Linked DNA regions of Homo sapiens: region 2 is linked to region 1. Evidence: read pairs that join two places in POLR2A ChIA-PET (ENCODE). Cell type or tissue: OCI-LY7. All regions are shown on one strand. Region 1 overlaps TRMT13 (tRNA methyltransferase 13). Region 2 overlaps SLC71A1 (solute carrier family 71 member 1).

Evidence for each region. ChIA-PET counts read pairs that join two places held together with the same protein. Peaks named below come from ENCODE experiments on the same cell type or tissue, not always from the same donor. Only the 100,000 strongest peaks of a DNase experiment are listed, where the experiment ranks them.
Region 2: POLR2A ChIA-PET joins it to region 1 with 5 read pairs; 4 of 35 experiments call an interaction of 5 or more read pairs at or near these places.

The regions. Positions count from the first base shown.
Region 1 is chr1:100,137,637-100,145,636 of GRCh38, forward strand. It overlaps TRMT13 (tRNA methyltransferase 13), which reads left to right. Exons shown (of 11, transcript NM_019083.3): 4 at 2,013-2,075; 5 at 2,546-2,615; 6 at 2,772-2,878; 7 at 3,216-3,383; 8 at 5,501-5,573; 9 at 6,433-6,507. Among named protein-coding and RNA genes, the nearest start is that of TRMT13, 8.5 kb to the left of the region's middle. In OCI-LY7, no CTCF peak of the experiment used is centred here; no DNase peak of the experiment used is centred here.
Region 2 is chr1:100,061,638-100,069,637 of GRCh38, forward strand. SLC71A1 (solute carrier family 71 member 1) reads left to right here. Exons shown (of 12, transcript NM_033055.3): 5 at 198-312; 6 at 6,340-6,558; 7 at 6,836-6,949; 8 at 7,977-8,000. Among named protein-coding and RNA genes, the nearest start is that of SLC71A1, 28 kb to the left of the region's middle. In OCI-LY7, no CTCF peak of the experiment used is centred here; a DNase peak (open chromatin) is centred at 4,394; H3K4me3 peaks cover 1,076 bases; H3K27ac peaks cover 2,282 bases.

The DNA.
Region 1 (8,000 bases):
GTGCTTGGTATACAAGCTCCCTTGAAAAGGTAGTCTGGGAAAAAAGATAATCAGTGCCTTTGCTTCTAAGACTCATAGAAAATCGAGACTTATGGGAGGATGTCTTGCAATAGCACCGCTCAGTTACTTTGACAACAAAATACTCCCATTCATTTCCAAATGCCTCCCAGTTGAGAACCACTGGGCCAGATGGCATAAGTTTAGAAAGTATTTTTACATTAAGATGGTGTAGAAGAAAAATGATGACCCTCACCACCACCACCTACTTAGGACTTAGCCCCTTTAATAGAAAGAGAGAACATTGGCTTTGTTTGCAAATATCTTCCTTACCTAAGTTCCAGGTTTCAGTTAAAGCAAGCATGTGCAATATGTGTTCAGAGAAAAGTTTGAGAGGATAGATAAATTTATTAAAAATGGAAACCCTTGGGTGAGTTTCACTGCATACCAACACACAGTGGCAAGGAAATGGAGAAAAGCGGTGGAATGATGAGACGAAGAAAGAAATGCAAAGCAGTATTTATCTGGTTCACTATGTAGAGTAGGACACTTGGAACCCAGGTAAAGGCATATCACTATTCTGCTTTACTTTGGGAAACTGGTGAACAATTTTTTTAAATTTTGTATACTAAATAAAAGTTAGTTGGTTATAAATTTCTCCAGTATAAATAGTTTTCACATTTAAAAATCTAATCTACAACGTAAGTTACCTGGAGCACTCTTGGCAACCATTTTGAACTAAGAGTACATCAAATTCTAATACTTAACAGCTAGTTTTCTATTATAGTTTTTTTCCGTTATCCAGTAAAACATTGTAATTCCTGCAGTAAAACATTGTAATTCCTGCAGTAAAACATTGTAATTCCTGCAGTCTTCACTCATTCCACTCAATCACCAGTTTCCATTGCAAGCAACACACATTCTGTCCATATAGGTAAAGCTAGCAACACACAATCAGGATGTTACCTTTCTGCCTCCATGTAACAAAAGTCCATTTACTACACATAACATAATGTCCCCAAGAGTTATTTTCACTTTTGAAACAGGATTTGTAGAAACAGTACTTTTTCATTCATCTAGATCCACACCGTTCAGTATGGCAGCCACTAGCCACATATGACTATTTAAATTTGAATTAAAACTAAATAAAATTAAAAATCTAGTTTCTCAGTCACACTAGTCATATTTCAGTGGCTGCCATATTGGCCAGAGCAGATGTAGAACATTTCCATCATTGCAGAAAGTTCTGTTGGACAATGGTAATGCAGATCCTTACCTAGAATCTGTATTTCTGAAGCCAGACTAGAAAGATTTCATTATGTGTGTTTGTTTGTTTCTTTGTTTATTTTAGAGACAGGGTCTCCCTATATTGCCCAGGCTGGTCTCAAATTCCTGGGTTCAAGGGATCCTTCTGCCTTGGCCTCCCAAAGTGCTAGGATTACAGGCCTGAGCCACTGTGCCTGGCTTCATTACGTTAATTTAAATAGTGTGACAGGACATTTATATTTTCAAGTTTTAATTAATATTTTAAAATAGAAGAAATCAGACTTATTGTTATAATATCTTTGTCTTATCTGTTTTTGGTCATGCTGCATGTCTGATAAGCAGCATTGTGTAGTTAGTACTTTGCTGTTTTTACTTTAGCACTATAAGACAAAATTATTACAGTTCTCAGTGTATGCTGTCAACAGTCTAGGCTGTAGAACTTTTAATAAGTGTTACAAATGAATTTCTTTAAACTGTAAGTGCTTATTCAGATAATCACCTCACTAGAATATAAGATCCACGAACACATATTTTTGTCACTTTTGTTATCTACTGTGGTGGAGTGCCCAATACCTAAAGCAAACTAGGGCCTAGAGTAAATATTCAATAGTGATTTCATGAAGAAATGAATGGAGGAAGGGAGGATGGCAGGTACAGAGCAGGGGATAAAGGGAAGAATCAGTATTTTAGTTTAATTTTTGTGAGCTACACATTATTAACAGTTCTTTTATGGTTTTGTTTTTGTTAAGGATTTCTATATTCAAGATATTAATGCAGGCTTAAGAGATGAAACAGAAATACCTGAACAATTAGTAAGTACATTGACTTAATATTTAATTTTAAAAGATATTTATAAGCTCTCTTCATGATGTGAATAAGGCATGTTCTAATTTTTGTCTCAAGTCTGTTTTTAATTTAGAATGCATTTTCCTGTAGACTTAATATTGTTAGTGATGGTTAGTTCCTAGACCCAGACCAGCTCATGCCCCATAACAAAAGAAGCTACAATATGGCCCTGAATCCCCTTTGATTCTTGAACCCTTCTGAGCCTAGACTTGTTCTTGACCTTGAGGAAGTTAGGAAAATTAAAGTAGCACAGCAAAGACGGAGTAGAAATTTAGCAGTTGGACAATTCTGATGGCAGCTTAGGGAAAAGGCTTGATAGAGAGAAGAGCCTAAGCTGTCATGGGATTTGCCCAGTTGGTAAACCTCTACTCAGTCTCTGTTATGCTACTTTAAAGCAATTTTTGGCTACATTATTTAGTTTTATTTTTGTATATAGGTTCCAATTTCTTCTCTATCTGAAGAGCAGTTGGAAAAGTTAATTAAGAAATTGAGAAAAGCAAGTGAAGGTAAGACTGCCTAAAGTTGCAAGTTCAATTATTTTAGAGTAATTAGGTGGTATATGAGTTGATACCATTCTGGTTTAAAATATGTTACTACTATTGTTCAGAATCCTACAATTACATGTTTGGCTGCTTAAGCTGTTGTGCTTATATTTGGCACAGGCTTGAATTCTACACTTAAAGATCATATTATGTCCCATCCAGCATTACACGATGCACTTAATGACCCTAAAAATGGCGATTCTGCAACCAAGCACCTGAAACAGCAGGTATGTTTAGGCTATAGTAACTACTAAACATGGCCTTTGTTCATTTGTTAAAACTGTTTTAAATGTAATTATTAATAAGATTTTATTTTGTTTACCTTTGAGGGTACCAAATATTTCCATTTCAAAAATATATAGAAACATATACAAAAAATTGAGGGCATGGATGTGATTCTGAGTACCGTATATTAAATATTTAAAGGCAAGAGAGAAAAATTTTAAGTCAAATACAAATTATCAATGTAAGCATACTGCCTTATGCAGAAATTACCTTGCTGTTTTCCCATTTGAACCAAATGTGTTTACTCTAGTTTATAAAATAATCTTGTGAAGTTTGCAGGCTTCTATTTTAGGTAACATTGAAAATTTAAAGTTACTTGGTCCAAGAAGATGCTTTGTTGAGTTTGGAGCGGGAAAGGGAAAATTATCTCATTGGGTTGATATTGCCTTAAAAGATGCTGAAAAAGTTCACTTCATCCTAGTGGAAAAGGTGACCACAAGATTCAAGGTAAGTGAAACCATTGCTCTGTGTTAGTAACCAAACTTGTTTTCATTTTTTGTATTCAGGAAAAAAGTGATAGAAACATTTCTTAAAAGAAAGGAAAGGAATTTTCTTTATCTGTTTGTTGTAGCTTTTTATTAGTTCTAATTGTATTGATAACTCAAACTGAAGGTGAATTTTTTAATCTAAGTTTTGATAGTCCATTGATCTGAATTCTTAAAATTATTTGCAGAGACAGGAAAATATATAGAAAGAGCCAAGCTCAAGCTAGGAGTTAAAAGTCTTGGGCTCTACTCCTATCTTTGCCACTTGCCCTTCATTCATTAAACAATTTTTGAGCATACTGCCAGGCCCCACCCAGGCTGAAGTACAGTGGCAGGATCGTGGCTCACTGCAGCCTTGACCTCCTGGGCTCATATAATCCTCCCATTTCAGCCTCATGAGTAGCTGGGACTATAGTCCCACGCCACCATGCCCAGGTAATTTTTTAAAATTTTTTGTGGAGACAGGGTCTCACTTTGTCGCCCAGGCTGGTGTCGAACTCCTGAGCTTAAGCCATCCTCCCACCTTACCCTTCCAAAGTGCTGGAATTACAAGTGTGAGCCACTGTGCCCAGCCACTTTATTACTTATATTTAGAAAAGAGACCCAGGCAAATACATAAATGATTGTAGTGAAGTGTTAAAATACGAGAAAGGTCTGCACAGAGTACAGCATGGTTTCAAAGAAGGGAGTGACAAGTTCTATTGCAGGGAAGAGATGGAGAATGACTATGTAGAAAAGGTGATGCTTGAACTAAATCTTGAAAGGTGAATTGGTGTTTGTTAGAGAGTTTGAGAAGCATTCTAGGAAGCAAGAACAGTGTAACCAAATACCTGAAATAACAGGAAAATATGGAAACATTCCTGTATAATGGGAGTACATGGTGCAAAGTAGAGTTCAGCAATGATGGGACTGGAGAGGATGGCTAGCCTATAGAAGGTCTCATATTTTATGCTAAGGAAGGAGTTTGACTATGCTGCTGTCTGGTGGGGATACAATAGAAAAAAGATTTAGTTCTTGGCTTTGAGGAAGCTTACGTCTAGTGGAGTAGACATATAAATATTTGTGTTCAGTATGCTAAGTGTGTTTTGATAGTGGTAAGTACCCAATCCTATGGGAGCATGAAGATAGAGCACCAACCTCAGTCTAGTGTGGGTCATAGAAGTTTTTGCAGAAGTGACAGTTGAGATGAGATTGAAATAATATGTAAGAGTTGGTAAAGTAGAAGGAAATTTTTCAAAGTTTATCCTAGCAGCACCATTAAAACTATATTAGAAGAGTCTGATACTTAGAGAGATTAATAATAAAGATAATTTTTGTCCAACAATCCAAGTAAGAAAGAGGCCAGAGCTAAAGCTATTGCATTGGGATGGAGAGGAGGGCAAGAGTATGAGAAATATTAAGATGTTGGAAGCCACAAGAGTTGGTGATTTGTTAGTAATTGAATATGAGAGATAAGGAGTAATTCTCGGTAGGATTTTTATGGCTTAGGTGACTAAGTGGTGTTCTTTCCTGAGATAAGGAATGAAGGAGGCACAAGAGGAAGGATGGTTTTGGAGACAGAAATAATGAGTTCAGTTCTGAATGTGTCCAGTTTGCTGGTGAAGTAGAGCTTTCTAGTTCACAATTGAGTATGTGTCTGATGCCCATTGGAGAGGCCTGAGCCACAAATGTAGATCAGCCGGTCGTGGGCACATAGGTATAGATTAGAATGGTTGTGATCTTTCAGGAGAGCAAGAAGAGGAGCGAACCAAAAATAGTACACCAGGAGTGACAAAGATAAAGGAGCTAGTAGACAATCTTAGATAAATCACTTAAGATCTGTGAACTTCAGTTCCTTTGTCAGTGAATTGGGAATTTTTAGGGTTAAAGGAAATAATGTCTATGTAATAATTGATAAACATTTTCAAATCTTTTTTAAAAAGTGTGATATTTTGAAGTTCTCATCAAAGAATGTACAATCTTAATTTTTAAATATGTTCTGTTGCTCTGAATTTTGAAAACCAATAAAAATCTTTTTATTTTCATAAAGCTTTTTTAAATGTAAGAAGTGATTATTACAATAATGTTCTGTTTGTGCAGGTGGATGGAAAACACAGAAAGAAAAATTCAGTGTTTGAAAGACTTCAAATTGATATTCAACACTTGTGTTTGAGTAAGTTGTGTAACTTTCCATTGGTCTACAAATAAATCATAACTGTTTTAAACTCTGAGGTTGCTTAGAAATCCAATCATGCAGAACTGTGCTTCAGGGAAAACAGTCAAATCAATTCATTGTTAATATAGAATGTTTTATATAATGTTTTTAAATAGATGTAAATTGAATTAAGGTTGAGAATTTTAAAAATTTTCAGTATCAAGTGGAAATGAAGTGTTATATTAGGGAAGAGTTTAAAAGTTTTATAATATGTACTTCTGTTGTTTCTTTGTCCTGTTTAAATTAATTTTGAGTCTGTTCAAACTATAAACTAGCCTTCTGCCTGCAGTTAACGTGACTTTACCTAAACCATGAAAGAAAATGAGATATTTCTCTGCCTAGCTAATGTGTAAAAGATACTTCCTAGAATTTTAAATTGTACAAAAGAAGTCATCACTGTGGGATTCATATTCCATACACAAAACACACACAGACACATACACACACAAACTCCTCAATCAACCTCTGTAGTGCCCTTTTTATACCTTTTCTATTTTTCAGATTATCCAAAGAAAATAATGCAAACATATCTTTGCAACCTCTTCCATTCACCAATTTTAATCCAGCCATGAAAAGCAACCCAGCATTTGTATAGAAATCAATGTATTTAAAATTATTTAGCTGAATATATTAACTTTCTGATGTTATGAACCCTAAACAAGTTCTTATGTTATATGTTGGGTTCCATAAAGTGATAATTTTTGTTTGAGTCTCTTTCAGGCTAAAATTCAGAGACTCTAATTAGTTCTTTCTTTTGGAAGGCCACATTAATATGTACTTTATTTCACTAGACAGTTAATTCTCATTTCCATTTCAGACAAGATTCCTGTGCTAAGAGAAGAAAAACTACCTGTGGTAGGAATTGGAAAGCATCTGTGTGGTATGGCAACAGGTACGTAAACATACTGATAATGTTTACATTAATGCATTAAGTTTTGGCCTAACCTGGCCCCAACCATTTCAGTGGTCTCTTTTGAATAGATATCTTATGTTTACAACTCAATAATCTTTATAGAGCACTGGCCCTGTGCTTTATTAGATGCATAGCTTTCCTATTTATCTGCTCATATTGGCCATTTTGCAGGATGAATTAAGAGTTTTGTATGTAAATACTGCATCACATTAGACCTTAAAGTTCTTTGGGTTAAATTTCAACCAGAAAAGGAAAATAAGACCATTTATGGAAACTGTATGATTCCACCTAGAAGCTACTGATTTTTTAGAGTAGTTGCTTAGAAAGAACTCAGAAACCTCTTCTACTAAAAGACTATTGTGTTTCAGGATTCTGGGGAAAAAGAAAAAAATAAATGTTAGACAAAAAAAAAAAATCTAAGATGTCTTGTCTTAGCACTTTGATCCATCAGATCTAGCATGGTAAAGTGGAAACAGCATGTGCTTTAGAATCAGATAGTCTAGCCTTCAGCTTTGTTGTGTAACCTTGTCAAATTACTTAACCTTTCTGAGCTTTGGTTACCTCATCTATAAAACAGAGATACTAATATATTAATAATTTACCGGGTTGCATGTAAAGTGTCTGGCACATAATAGTGCTCAATAAATGTTAATTATTGTTACATCATCTTCCTAACTTTTGCTAGTTTCATCATCTACCCATATGGATTACTTGGAGCATCCATAGATATTATTCATATTGGCTGGAAATGGCATTGAGTACTATATATTTGTGTTGGCCTTCATAGTTTTTAAGACTATAGTCATGTACAACATAACGATGATTTGGTCAACAATGGACTCATATATGACAGTGGTCCTATAAAATTATACCATATTTTTACTGTACCTTTTTTGTATTTAGATACACAAATACCATTGTGTTACAGTTGCCTACAGTATTCAGTAACATGCTGTACAGGTTTGTAGCTTAGGAGCAATAGGCTGTGCCATACACCCTAGGTGTGTAGTAGGCTACACTACACCATCTAGGTTTGTGTAGTACACTCTGATGTTCCTACAATGATGAAATCGCCTAATGCATTTCCCAAAACATACACCAATAGTTAAGCAATGCATGACTGTACTTTTGCATACCTTATCTCATTTAAGCCTCATAAAAGTCTTCTAAAGTAAACCAGTTCCATCCCGGGGGTAGGAGGGAGTACACTCTTTTGACCTACAGTGGCCATTTCTCATGTTCCACATAATTTTTTCCCTTGATTCACTGTATCTGAATCCTCCTTTTGTCTCTGCTGCAGTTGCTTACCCTTTTTGAAATTCCATTTTCTTCTCTTTTGCGATACTCTTATTTCCTGGTTCTTCCCCTACATCTATGCCATTCTTCTGTTTATTTCACAGTCTCCTTCCACTTCTGTCCTTAAAATACTAATATTCAGGCCAGGCACAGTGGCTTATGCCTGGAAACCCAAC
Region 2 (8,000 bases), 76 kb before region 1:
CTATTGAAGGGCTCCTTCTAGCCCTATGTTTTCATAATATCTGTGGCTTATATTTATGGAATAGTTAATCCATGAACTATCCTAGTAAGCTGTTGACTGAAATGAGCTGCTCTTACGCTTAATTAACTTATAAAAATGAAAGAAGATTAAAACAATGGTAATTGCTCTAACCATTTCTTGTTATCTTTCATTCCTAGGTGGTACTTTGCTGTTATCTCTGTTTCTGGGGTTTTTGCAGTGACTTTTTCTGTGGTATTTGCATACGTAGCAGATATAACCCAAGAGCATGAAAGAAGTATGGCTTATGGACTGGTATGTATGTTTATTCTATACCTTTTGTATCTGCTGAGAAATGCCTTGTTTTTAAGATAAATATTATTATAAGGAGTGCAAACCTTTGCATTACAAGATTTTTGCGTAAAATATATTTTGTAATAAAATCATTCATTAGACTACATTTAAAATTTTTTTGCGGTATGAGGCTATGTAAGTTTTGATTCTTTTCATTTAGTAGATATTCATAAGTCACATGTCAGAATTGAAATTATAGTATATTTTACCTTGTAGAGTTCTTTTTAACAGAATCCTAAAAATAAGAATTATTTAGTATGTCAAGAGTTAAAAAAAATCACTACTCATTTAATGTCTAATCTAAAATACAACAGGCTAACATCTAGCTCAGGGATCAGCAAACCTTTTTTGTGGCTTTGTGGGCCACGTACAGTCTCTGTCTCATTCTTTTGTTTTTGCATGTGTATTTATGTTTATAAACTCTTTAAAAATGTAAGAAACAGCCAGATTTGAGCCATAGTGGTAGGTCGCCAACTCCTGGACACTGTTTTGGTAAACTAAATTATGGCAGTATAATGTGTCATCTATCAAATCTAGGAATTAAAGGAAAAAAGCCTAGTAATAGAATGACTACTATAGGCACAATAATAGATCACTACTGAATAGCCAGAAATAGGACAGTGATGCATTTCGGTAAATGTGAGACAAATACCTTGTGATAAATAAGGACTGAATATTGTGTTGGGCTGAATTAGTTTTAAAAGGGACTGATTTCTGATTCAAAGGACGTTATAGTGAAGAATCATAAGATTTTTGGGGAGGAAACACCTATAGAGAGAAAGTTAGAAAAAGAACTAATAATTTCTGGCCTGTTCAGTGGCTCACACCTGTAATCTCAGCACTTTGGGAGGTTGAGGCAGGCGGATCACTTGAGATCAGGAGTTCACGACCAGCCTGGCCAACATGGTGAAACCTTGTCTCTATTTAAAAAAAAAAAAAAAAAAAAAGTGAAAAGAAAAAGAACTAATGATTTCAGTTGTAAACTTGGAACATTAAATGATACAAGGCTGATGATAGCCAGGATATTTAAAAAATAGTCTAATTAAGCTATAGTTTACATACCATAAAATTTATCCTTTTTATGAGTATAGTTCAGTGAATTTTAGTAAATTTATACTGTTATGCAAACACCACCATAACCCAATTTGGGGTTGGTCGGTTGGTTGGTTGGTTCGTTGGTTTGGTTTTTTTGACGTAATTTATTTTCCCATAGCCAAAGTTTTGAAATTAACAATTTTCAATCTGGAGGTTCTGTGTATTAAGCCATGTTCTGGCAAAAAACAAAACAAAACAAAACAAAACAAAACAAAACAAAAAACACTGAAATCTTCTAGAAATAATATGGATGCAGAAAAAAGGTGGGGAAGTGGCCAGGCACAGTGGCATGTGCCTGTAATACCACCAGTTTGGGAGGCCAAGGCAGGGGGATTGCTTGAGGCCAGGAGTTTGAGGCTGCAGCTATGATCATGCCACTACACTCCAGTCTAGGGTACAGAGTGAGACCCTGTCTCTTAAAAAAAAAAGTTGGAGGGGCCAGGTGCAGTGGCTTATAATCCCAGCACTTTGGGAGGCTGAGGCAGGAGGATTGTTTGAGCCCAGGAGTTTGAGACTAGCCTGGGCAACATAGTGAGACCCCATCTATACAGGAACTTTAAAAATTAGCCAGGTGTGGTGGTGTGTGCCTGTAGTCCCAGCTACCTGGGAGGCTTAGGTGAGAGGATCACTTGGGCCTGAGAGGTTGAGGCTGCAGTGAGCCGTGATCGCACCACTGCGCTCCAACATGAGCCACAGAGCGAGACCTGTCTCCAAAAAAGGGGGTTGGGGGGTGCGGGGTGACCCCTGTGATCTTTTTTCTGAGCAGAAAGAAATGGCTACCAAGTGGAGAGAACTGAGGAGAAGGGAAATGACATGAAACAACTGTACTGACTTGCTCACTGTGTCACAAATGTGATCTCTGTAAATGCCCTCAAATGTCTTCAGTGACCCTCATAGTGAGAACCATTTTCCCTTTCCCCACACTTGTGCCAGAGCCCTGCTGAGATCTGGGTCCCTCTGAAACCACACCTAGGGCTGCAATAACAAAATAACCACTACATTTGAAAATATATATTTATATGTATGTGTGTGTGTGTATGTATGTGTGTGTATATATATATAGTTTGTTTTTTGTTGAGACGGAGTCTCGCTCTGTCACCCAGGCTGGAGTGCAGAGGTGTGATCTTGGCTTACTGCAACCTCCGCCTCCTGGGTTCAAACGATTCTGCTGCCTCAGCCTCCCCAGTAGCTATGCCCACCACCATGCCCAGCTAATTTTTGTATTTTTAGTAGAGACGGGGTTTCACCATATTGGCCAGTCTTGTCTTGAACTCCTGACCTTTGGTCCGCCTGCCTCGGCCTCCCAAAGTGTTGGGATTATAGGCGTGAGCCATGGCGCCTGGCCCCCATGTGAATATATTAAATACCATTTAAAAAACCACCACAACCCAGTTATAGAACATTTCCATCAGCCCAAAATGTTCCCTCAGCCCTGTTTGCCATCTGTCCCCATGCTCCACCTGTGACCCCAAGCAACCAACAATTTAGCTTCTGTCACCATGGTTTTGCCTTTTCTAGAAACTTCATAGAAATTAAATAATACAAAACATCTTTTGTGTCTAACTTCTTTCACTTGGCATAATCTTTTGAGATTGATCCATGTTGATACTATAGATCAATAGGTTCTATTTTTGTCTCTTTTCCTTTTTTTTTTTTTTGAGACAGGGTCCTGCTCTATCCCCCAGGCTGGAGTGCAGTGGCATGATCATGGCTCACTGAAGCCTTGGCTTCCTGGGCTCAAGCGATCCTTCTGCCTCAGCCTCCAAAGCAGTTGGGACCACAGGCATGATCCACCATGCCCAGCTAATTTTTTTCTTTTTGAGACAGGGTCTCACTCTATTGCCCAGGCTGGAGTGCAGTGGTGCCGTTACAGCTCACTGCAGCCTCTGTCTCCCCTCTACCTCCCTGCCTCAAGTGATCCTTCCACCTCAGCCTCCCGAGTAGCTGGGACTACTAATTTTTGTATGTTTTGTAGTGATGGAGTTTCACCATGTTGCCCAGGATGGTCTCAAACTCTTAAACTCAAGTGATCTGCCTGTCTCAGCCTCCCAAAGTGCTGGAATTACAGGCATGAGACACTGCACCTGGCCAGTAGTTTTTTTTGATTGCTGTGTAGTGTATTCTTATCCATCAGTTGATGGACATTTGATTGATAGCTAGATGTTTGAAATTACTAGAATTTTATGTACTTGTTCAAATAATTGACCTTTGAAAATTGAATTGCTTGCCTTAAGCAATAGAGTTGCAAGTAAGCATTCTTGTGAAGTTTAAGTTCTCCATCCAAAAGTCAAAAATGGCATAGAAACAGAATAAAATTCCAACATTAATCTCTATGCTTTGAAAGAATATGGTCCTTTTCCTTTCCTTCCCTTCCCCTTTCCTTTCCTTTGCCCTTCTCTTCCCCCTCCCCTCCCCTCCCCTTTCCACTTTTCACTTTCACTTTCCCCTTTCCTTTTCGCTTTCACCTTTCTCCTTTCCTTTCCTTTTCTCTTTTCCCTTCCCTTCCCTTCCCTTCCCCTTTTCCCTTTCCTTTCCCCTCCCCTTTTCCCTTTCCCTTCTTTTTTCTTTTTCTTTCCTTTTCCTTTCCCTTCCCCTTTCCCCTTTTCCTTAAGCCTTTTCCCTAAGCCTTTTCCCTTTTTTAACCCTTTCCTTCCCCTTTTCTCTTCCCCTTTCCCCTTTTCCTTTCTCCTCCTCTCCTTTCCTTTCCTCTTCTCTTCTCTCCTCTCCTCTTCTTTCCCCTTTCTCCATTCCTTTTCCCTTTGCTTTCCTTTCCTCTTTCCTTTCCAGACAGGGTGTTGCCCAGACTGGACTCACTCTTGGGATCAAGTGATCTCCCACCTCAGCCTCCTGAGTAGCTGGGACTATAGGCAGGTGCCACCTCACCTGACTAAGAGTGCTATTTTTATGAAGTGTTTCCTGCTGTCACATCTGCTAATTTGTAGGCTGTTGTCCAGTAGGCTAGAAATGTCTGCGGTTAACAGGTTTGCTCTACTCGTGTCCTTTTCAACTTTAATCTTCATCTTCACCAGGCTTAAAAAAATAGACTTCCTCAGAGTTTTAGAGATGTTCTTAATTTATCTGTGATTTCATTCTTCCTAACCCTGCCAACTAAAAAGATTACCAAGCTCAGTTTTGTTCCAGGGCTTAACATATTATTCATGAGAACAGGAACCTCCAAGTCTTTAAGCTTTATTTCAGCTAGCCCTTCAGTATGTATCAAGATAAACGTTCATTTAATTTTAATATTGGAAAAGTCACAGTGAAATTGGATTTCCTTAGAGCAGTGGATTTTAGACTCCTTTCACAGAGAGCACTTAAGGGTTTATGGAGATGCCCTTAACCAAGCTTGTCCAACCCATGGTCCACAGGCTGCACACATGGCCCAACAGAAATTCATAAAGTTTCTTAAAACATTATGCAGTTTTTTTTTCTTTAAGCTCATCAGCTATTGTTAGTGTATTTTATGTGTGGCCCAAGACCGTTCTTCCAGCGTGGCCCAGGGAAGCCAAAAGATTAGACACCCCTCCCCTAAGGACCAGCATGACTGGCAGTCAAGGAGGGGTGTTTGTACAGTGCCCAGGCTCTCAACCCTTCCTCAACTAAAAGAGTTAAAAAATTTAAATAGGCCGGGCATGGTGGCTCACGCCTGTAATCCCAGCACTTTGGGAGGCCGAGGCGGGCGGATCACGAGGTCAGGAGATCGAGACCATCTTGGCTAACACGGTGAAACCCCATCTCTACTAAAAATACAAAAAATTAGCCGGGCGAGGTGGCGGGCGCCTGTAGTCCCAGCTATTCGGGAGGCTGAGGCAGGAGAATGGCGTAAACCCCGGGGGCGGAGCCTGCAGTGAGCCGAGATCGCGCCACTGCACTCCAGCCTGGGCGACAGAGCGAGACTCCGTCTCAAAAAAAAAAAAAAAAAAAAAAAAATTTAAATAGAGGCAGGGTCTTGCTGTGTTGCCCAGGCTGGTCACAAACTTCTGGCTTCACGCAGTCCTCCCACCTTGGCCTCCCCAAGTGCTGAGATTACAGGCATGAACCATCACACCCAGTCTTCTTAAAAAAATCTCTTTTACCTATGAATTTGCCAGTAGGATTTATTGGAACAGAGGGCTCCAAGGCTTAGAAAGTTTGAAGACAGTGTCCTGAGAGGCTATCATTTATTTTATTTTATTTTTGAGATGCGGTCTCACTCTGTCACCCTGGCTGGAGTGCAGTGGTGCTGTCATGGCTCACTGCAACCTCCGCCTTTCTGGCTCAAAGGAATTCTGCCACCTCAGCCTCTGAAGTAGCTGAGACTACAGGTGCACACCAGCATGCCCAGCTAATTTTTCTTTTTTCTTTTTTGATACAGACAGGGTTTCTCCATGTTGTCCAGGCTGTTTTTAAGGCAAGAATCTAATTCTTTACTTTTCCTGCCAAAGGAGAGAGTATAAGAAAAGTGGGGCCAGGCTTGGTGTCTCATACCTGTACTCCCAGCCCTTCGGGAGGCTGAGGTGGGAGGATCGCTTGAGCTCAGGAGTTCGAGACTAGCCTAGGCAACATAGCGTGACTTCCACCTCTATAAAAAATAAACAAAATTAGCTGGGCGTGGTGGTGTGTGCCTGTAGCCCCATCAGGAGATCTTCAGGCAGGAAGATCTCTTGAGCCTGAGAGGTCAAGACTACAGTGAGCCGTGATGGCACCACTGCACTCCAGCCTGGGCGACAGAGCAAGACCCAGTTCCCCCACTCTCGCCCCCACAAGAAAAAAAGATAAATGGCACAGGTAGGAAGAGAAAAGGGAGGGTGTGCAACAGAAGGCCTGACATAAATCAAGATTATGAAAGGAGTTATGTGGTGTTGAGGAAAAAAGTAGCCTGACTAATCTCTGTCTATCCTTAATTTATTGCAGGTTTCAGCAACATTTGCTGCAAGTTTAGTCACCAGTCCTGCAATTGGAGCTTATCTTGGACGAGTATATGGGGACAGCTTGGTGGTGGTCTTAGCTACAGCAATAGCTTTGCTAGATATTTGTTTTATCCTTGTTGCTGTGCCAGAGTCGTTGCCTGAGAAAATGCGGCCAGCATCCTGGGGAGCACCCATTTCCTGGGAACAAGCTGACCCTTTTGCGGTAAGTTTATACTTTTTCCTTCTCCTTGATAAAAAAGTGCATGATTCAGTGCAGCATTAATATTTTGTTGTGGATATTTCTTTAGGGAAAACATCTTGGGTTTTTCTTTTAACATTTTGAAATACTTTTCAGAATAGTTTGGGGAATATGAAATAAATAAAAAGGACAACTAGTTGTCCATGAGTACACTGCCAAAAGGAATCTCTGCGTATTCTTAAGAATAGTTCAGTGGTTTTGATAGAAAACCTTATATCAATCAGTCTTTTTCTTGTTCTAGTCCTTAAAAAAAGTCGGCCAAGATTCCATAGTGCTGCTGATCTGCATTACAGTGTTTCTCTCCTACCTACCGGAGGCAGGCCAATATTCCAGCTTTTTTTTATACCTCAGACAGGTAAAATCCTCTTCCACTAAGGTGGACTTTTCTTTCATTGTCTAGTGCTTTAATAAAAATATTTAATCTTGAGAGAACTGTAATAGAAGTGGCCTTTAAAAATGAATATCATTGGACTTGGTATAGTGGCTCACGCCTGTAATCTCAGCACTTTGGTAGGCCAAGGTGGGTGGATCAGCTGAGGTCAGGAGATCAAGACCAGCCTGGCCAACATGGCAAAATCCTATGCTTACTAAAAATACAACAACTAGCCAGGCGTAGTGGCGGGCACCTGTAATCCCAGCTACTTGGGAGGCTGAGGCAGGAGAATCACTTGAACCCAGGAGGCGGAGGCTGCAGTGAGCCAAGATTGCGCCATTCACTCCAGCCTGGGTAACAAGAGCGAAACTCCGTCTCAAAATTAAATAAATAAATAAATAAATAAAAAGAATATTATTTGGTCTACTAGACTTTACCTCCTATTCTGTGTGGCTGATGTTCCTTATGCATTTCTAATGGGGGTTATTTGGTATATTAAGATATTTGGCTTAGGGAGAAAGATAGTTTTCCCTGTCCATATAGGTGGTTTGAGTTTGTTGGCTATAGAATTGATGGGATGATTTAACCCCTTCACCTGCTCCAGCTTCTTTGTGATTTAGAGCATATGTAAGTAGAGCAGCTAGCCAAAATGAGAGCAAAAACAAGTATTTTCCTCCTTGACACTAGTCTCACTAGACGGAGATCAAGCCTTTAACCAATACATGTAAAATGCACAAAATACTGCAATATTTATTTGTAAAATGATTCTGAGTTCTTGATAAGTATCTCCAATTTAGTATATCCACATTGAGGGACCCACCATGGATAAGTAGGCATTTTTAGTATGTTAAGATATGTTGTATTTCCTCTGAGGAATTCTTTGTTTATAAATGAATTACATTTATTTTTTTCTGGCCCATTAAATGTTAATATACAAGTAGCTGCAGTGGTTTTCTATCTGGTATACATTTGTATTCATTAATGTTACCTTTTCTGGAAACCCTTCTAGATAATGAAATTTTCACCAGAAAGT